Regions from separate parts of the Homo sapiens genome. Here region 1 is linked to region 2. A link is an interaction called in ENCODE POLR2A ChIA-PET data of the cell type or tissue named here. Cell type or tissue: Panc1. All regions are shown on one strand. Each heading gives the region's core, and the rest is flanking DNA. Links, peaks and the distances in the headings are about the cores only. Region 1 overlaps SRBD1 (S1 RNA binding domain 1). Region 2 overlaps PRKCE (protein kinase C epsilon).

Evidence for each region. Peaks named below come from ENCODE experiments on the same cell type or tissue, not always from the same donor. Only the 100,000 strongest peaks of a DNase experiment are listed, where the experiment ranks them.
Region 1: POLR2A ChIA-PET joins it to region 2 with 15 read pairs; 2 of 35 experiments call an interaction of 5 or more read pairs at or near these places.

The regions. Positions count from the first base shown.
Region 1 is chr2:45,521,636-45,524,442 of GRCh38, forward strand. All of the region lies in intron 14 of SRBD1 (S1 RNA binding domain 1), which reads right to left. Among named protein-coding and RNA genes, the nearest start is that of SRBD1, 88 kb to the right of the region's middle. In Panc1, for the core only: no CTCF peak of the experiment used is centred there; no DNase peak of the experiment used is centred there.
Region 2 is chr2:46,115,789-46,118,595 of GRCh38, forward strand. All of the region lies in intron 11 of PRKCE (protein kinase C epsilon), which reads left to right. Among named protein-coding and RNA genes, the nearest start is that of EPAS1, 180 kb to the right of the region's middle. RefSeq lists an enhancer at 1,150-2,349. In Panc1, for the core only: no CTCF peak of the experiment used is centred there; a DNase peak (open chromatin) is centred at 1,750.

The sequences.
Region 1 (2,807 bases), core at 297-2,796, 590 kb before region 2:
TTACACTCCTACATATATATTACCAGCAATTACACTCCTAGGTATATATCCAAAAGGATTGAAAGCAGGAATTCAAATCCCAGCACTTTAGGTGGCCAAAGTGGGAGGATCACTTGAGCTTAGGAGTTCTACACTAGCCTGGGCAACATGGTGAAACCCTGTCTCCACAAAACAATTTAAAAATTAGCCAGGCATGGTGGCACGTGCCTCTAGTCCCAGCTACTCAGGAGGCTCAGCTGGGAGGATCGCTTGAGCCTGGGAGATTGAGGCTGTAGTGAGCCATGATCATGCCACTGCACTCTAGCCTGGATGACAGAGCAACATCCTATCTCCCAAAAAAAGAAAGAAAGAAAGAAAGAAGAAAAAAAAAAGGAGAAAGCAGAGATTCAAACAGATAATGTATACCAATGTTCATAGCAGCACTATACACAATAGCCAGTAGGTGAAAATCACCCAAGTGTACATCAACAGACAAATGGATAAACAAAATATCGTATAGATTGAGCATCCCAAATCCAAAAATCTAAAATAAAAAAATGCTCCAAAATCTGAAATTTTTTTTTTTTGACAGAGGGTCTCATTCTGTTGCCCAGGCTAGAGCAGTGGCATGCACTGCAACCTCGACCTCCCAGGGTCAAGTGATCCTCCTAGCTCAGCCTCCCAAGTAGCTGTAGCTGGGACTACAGGTATGCACCACCACACCAGGCTAATTTTTTTATTTTTAGTAGAGATGGAGTTTACCATATTGCGAGAGCTAATCTAGAGCTCCTGGGCTCAAGCAATCCTCCTGTCTCAGCCTTCCAAAGTGCTGGGATTATGGGCATGAGCCATGCATGGTGCCTGGCCCAAAATCTGAGCACAAACATGATACTCAAAGGAAAGCTCACTGGAGCATTTTGGATTAGGGATGCTCAACTGTTAAGTATATAATGCAAATACAGTTGACCCTTGAACAACATGGGTTTGAATCATACTAAAATTTTCCTCCATTTCTGCCATCCCTGAGATACCAAGACCAACTCCTCCTCTTCCTTTTTCTCTTCAGCCTACTCAAATAAAGATGATAAGGATGAAGACCTTTATGATGATCCACTTCCACTCAATCAATAATAAGTATATTTTCTCTTTCTTACAATTTTCTTAACATTTTCTTTTCTCTGGCTTACTTTATTGTAACAATATCGAATACAAGACGTATAACATACAGAACATGTGTTAATCAACTGTTTATGTTATCAATAATGCTTCCAGTCAACAGTAAGCTATTACTAGTTTTAGGGAGTCAAAAGTTATACACAAATTTCTGACTACACAGAGGGGGTCAACATCCCAACCTCCACATTGTTCAAGGGTCAGATGTATTCTAAAATCTGAAATCTTAAAAAAACTTCTGGTCCCAAGCATGTGATATAAAGGATACTCAACATGTGTATGAAACAGAATAATTAATGAGTCAAAAAAGAAATGAAAAAGGACATTAGAAAATATACTTTGAGATAAATAAAAATGAAAACACAACATACCAAAACTTAAGAAATAAAACTAAAGGATATAGCTAAGAACTATAGTTATAAATGCCCATATTAAAAAAAGAAGAAACATCTTAAATCAATAACCCAACCTTCCACCCAAAACGCTGGAAAAAAAAAAAAAAAAAGCAAACTAAACCTAAAGTAGGCAGAAGGAAGGAAGTAATAAAGATTACAGCAGAACTTAATAAAACAAAGAAGAGAAAAATAATAAAGAAATGAACTCCAAAGTTGAACTCAAAAGTTGGTTCTTAGAACATATTAACAAAATTGACAAACCATTAGCTAGACTGACCAAGAAAAAGAAAGAAAGAAAGACTTAAATTACTAAAACTAGAAATGAACAGGGGACATTATTACTGACCTTAGAGAATTAAAAATTATTATAAGAACAACTGTGTATGCCAATATATTAGATAACAAAGATGCAACTGACAAATTACTGGAAAGACACAAACTACCAAAAATGACTCAAAAAGAAATAGACAATCTGAATAGACCAATAACAAATAAGGATACTGAATTTGTAATTAAAAAAAAAATACCCACAATCCAGGTGGTTTTAAAACTGAATTCTACCAAACATTTAAAAAAAGAATTAATATCAATTCACAAACTCTTCCAAAAAACAGGAGGGGAGAACACTTCCTAATTCATTCTAAAAAGCCAACATTACCCTAATATCAAAATCAAAAAAAGACACCACAGGAAAAATACCAAATAATATCTCTTATGAATATGAATGCAAAAATTCTTAACAAAATACTAGCAAACCAAATCCAACAACACCATCACCAAGTGGGATTTATCCCAAAAATGCAAGACTGATTCAACAACCAAAAATCAATTAATACAGTACATACAATCATGTCAACAAAATTAAAAACAAAATTCATATGATCGCAGAAACAAAAAAAGGAGTTTGACAGAAGGGAGTATCTTTTCATGATAGAAATACTCAACAAACTAGAATTAGAAGGGAAATTCCTTGATCAGGTAAAAAGCATGTAGGAAAAACCCACAGTCAACAACACAATTAATGATGAAAGACTGGATGTTTCCCCTAAAACAGGAACAAGATGAGAATGTCTGCTCTTGCCACTTCTATTCAACACTGCATTGAAGCTTCTAGCTATGGTAATTAGGCAAGAAAAAGAAATAAAAGACAAATACCCATAGTAGAAAGGAAGAAGATGATCTCTATTCACAGATAACATTATTTTGCATATAGAAAATCCTAAGAAATCCACTAAAAACTGTTAGCACTAATAAACATGT
Region 2 (2,807 bases), core at 201-2,700:
CCCATCACAGAGGGTACCAGGTACCCCGGGGAACTCGGCTGAGAGAGAGTGACCCCACCCTTTGCCTTCTGTTTTCTCTTTGTATATGACTCTTCATCTTTGATTTTCTTTTTGATATAAGACATACAAATTTCCTTACTTTTAGATGCCTGTGTCAACCAAGGGCCTAAAGTTACAGAGGAAAGGACTTGCTTTATAATGTTACAGGGCAGGAGGATTGGGGTGAGGTTTCTCCATAAGGTGAATGATCATTTTCCCAGTGGCTTATGGGATTTTGGAGTGTGGGTACAGATGTAATGCTTGCTTAGTCTCGAAATGTTTCGTTTTTATTAGTCTTGTCTCCCCAACCAAATTGCTAGCTAGCCCTTGGAGATCAGAGACCATGACCTCACCTTCTCTTGGATCCTCCAAGGTACCCAGCTTAGGGCTGTGTCCAAGGGAAGCCAACTTCAGAGAGATGACCACACTCCTCTATGTTGGAGAATGTCACGTGAGAGTTGCTTTCTAGAACTTCCCAGGAAACAGTGTGCACAGATGGGCATGAGCTGCCTTGACACTGCAATATACAGGATTCTAAAGTAAACATCCCTGTGACCAGTAATAAGCAATTTGGTAACTGTGACCTGGTTGCTTTCATCCTAGTTTCAAATAATTAGATGATTAAGAAAAATGTGAAAGGAGATTGGAGAAACTGCTGAGGTCACTGTTGACACTTTGAATCAATGAGGAAATCAGAAGGCTGGGTTACCGTGAGTATGTGCTCCCCACCTCTACTGTCCGCCCTTAACTGAAATCAAGTGGGTCCTTGGATTGATGGGATTTGGTCTGTGTAGCCTTCATTTGCTTGTTAGCCAAGTTCATGGTTTATACATCTGTCCCCACCCTCCTCTGTGGCTGGCCAGAGACGCTAATTCAGTCATCACACATGGTGCTGTTCCTGAGAAGGATGCCTGTTCGGAGAAAAAAAAAGCCCCTTGAAGGTCTGGCTAGAGAAATAGGAGGAGTAAAAGCATCCTATACTGAAATGAGGGAAAGGAGAAAGAGTAGCACTGAGAGTGTACTGCAGCGGTTAGGTCTGGGAGGGGAAAAAAAACCGGAGAGCAGGCATTTCACTTGGAGAATCTAAAGAATTGCAGGGTGGTTTCTCTTGCTATTGTTTGAAGGGAAGCCAGCAGTCAAGAAAATTATTGGTCAAATTTCACAGAAGAAGGAACATGACACAGAGGATTTTAGTTTTAATAGCTCAGAATCAAATCTGATGTTTCAAGGAAAGTGAAGAGAACAATTGACTATCAAAAGTACTGGAGAATCTGCCACTGAGCTCTTCCCAAAAGCAAGTGAGGGCACCAGAGGGGTGGGAGTTTCTGTCCTTTGCCATAAGGAAATAGACTGACTTTTTTAAACCAACATACCAGAGTTTACACATTCAAATGAGTATTGTCCTCTCCTTTAACTGTCCTTTTGGGAGACTTCATTCTCAGGGCAAAAATACTGCTTTTACATTGAATACATCTACATGCCTCTCTAGGTTTTTATTTGACTACATAGTCTCTTTTGTGGCTAATAATCCTGCTTTGGGAGTAGATCTGATTTCTGAAAATCATTTTGTATCCAAAATAATGTAAGCCTGTAAAGGAAAAACCTGATTTTTCTGAGTTGGCTTTGAAATGATGGATTCTGAAATTAATTCTACATGAGGTCCAGAAATCACATGGGCAGAGATTTCCGGGCTCCCCATGGTACCTTCTGGGGAGCCAGAAGTTCAGCCAAGCTGGGTGATTACTCACCTTTGAGTCAGACACTCCTGGGATGGGATCCTCCCTTCACATGTGGGTCCTAAGCCAGTTCTTTTTACCTTCTGATCCTCAATTTTCTCACTTAAAAGCTGGGATAGTAATAGTATCTACCTCACGGGATTACTGTGAATATTAAATGAGGTGATACTTGGGAAAACACATAGGAAGGGCTTAGTAATTGCTTATTATTATTACTGATCCCTTACATTGCCATAATGTGGAGCCAGGTACATAGTAGGTAATCACTGAATCTTTGTCAACTAGTTGCAGGGTTGTTGCTAAGGATGTCAGGTTTTGACTTGAAAGTACACCTGTATTTAAAGAGTGGGGTCATCTGAGGTAACTCCAAGACTAGAAAAACATTTCTAATCCTCAATCCTGTAAAACACTTCAAAATGGCATTTGTTCACCTCTAAGATCTACCCTAGCTCTAATAGTCCATGAAATCATGATGCTGAATTACATAAAACAAGGGGATTAATGTGAACAATAAGAAAAAATGTTGACCAATAGCATGGATAATTGAAGAATAAATGGTCAGAACCAGGCAACTCTAGAGGAAAAGCTTAGAGGACAGTTTCGTGGAATTATCAACTGGAGAGACTCCTTTGAGGTTGTTTAGAATGACGACATCATTGTTTAACTTGAGCATGGGAACCATCACCAGGAGGAAACCTACCTGAAATTCTACACTCAGAAGAGTTGGCACTTGGGTAGCTGTGGGACACGGTGGAGAAAGAAACTACCCAAAGTTGGCCAAAGAGCTTGTCACTGTTCTACAATGATCTCAAATTGGTAAAGGAGGTTTTCACAGCTTTTCCAAAGGTTTGAAAAAGAAAATAGCTACTGGTGGCTGTGAAAACACTGCATTGGCTGCAAAAATCAGTGTGATCTGGTATCAGAAGCAAGGTGTTAAATATTATCCAAAAAATGCAGACACAATATACTCTTCATGGAAAGCCTTGGACTAACAAAAGAGAAAAATGGAGATGAGACTATTATATGATAATC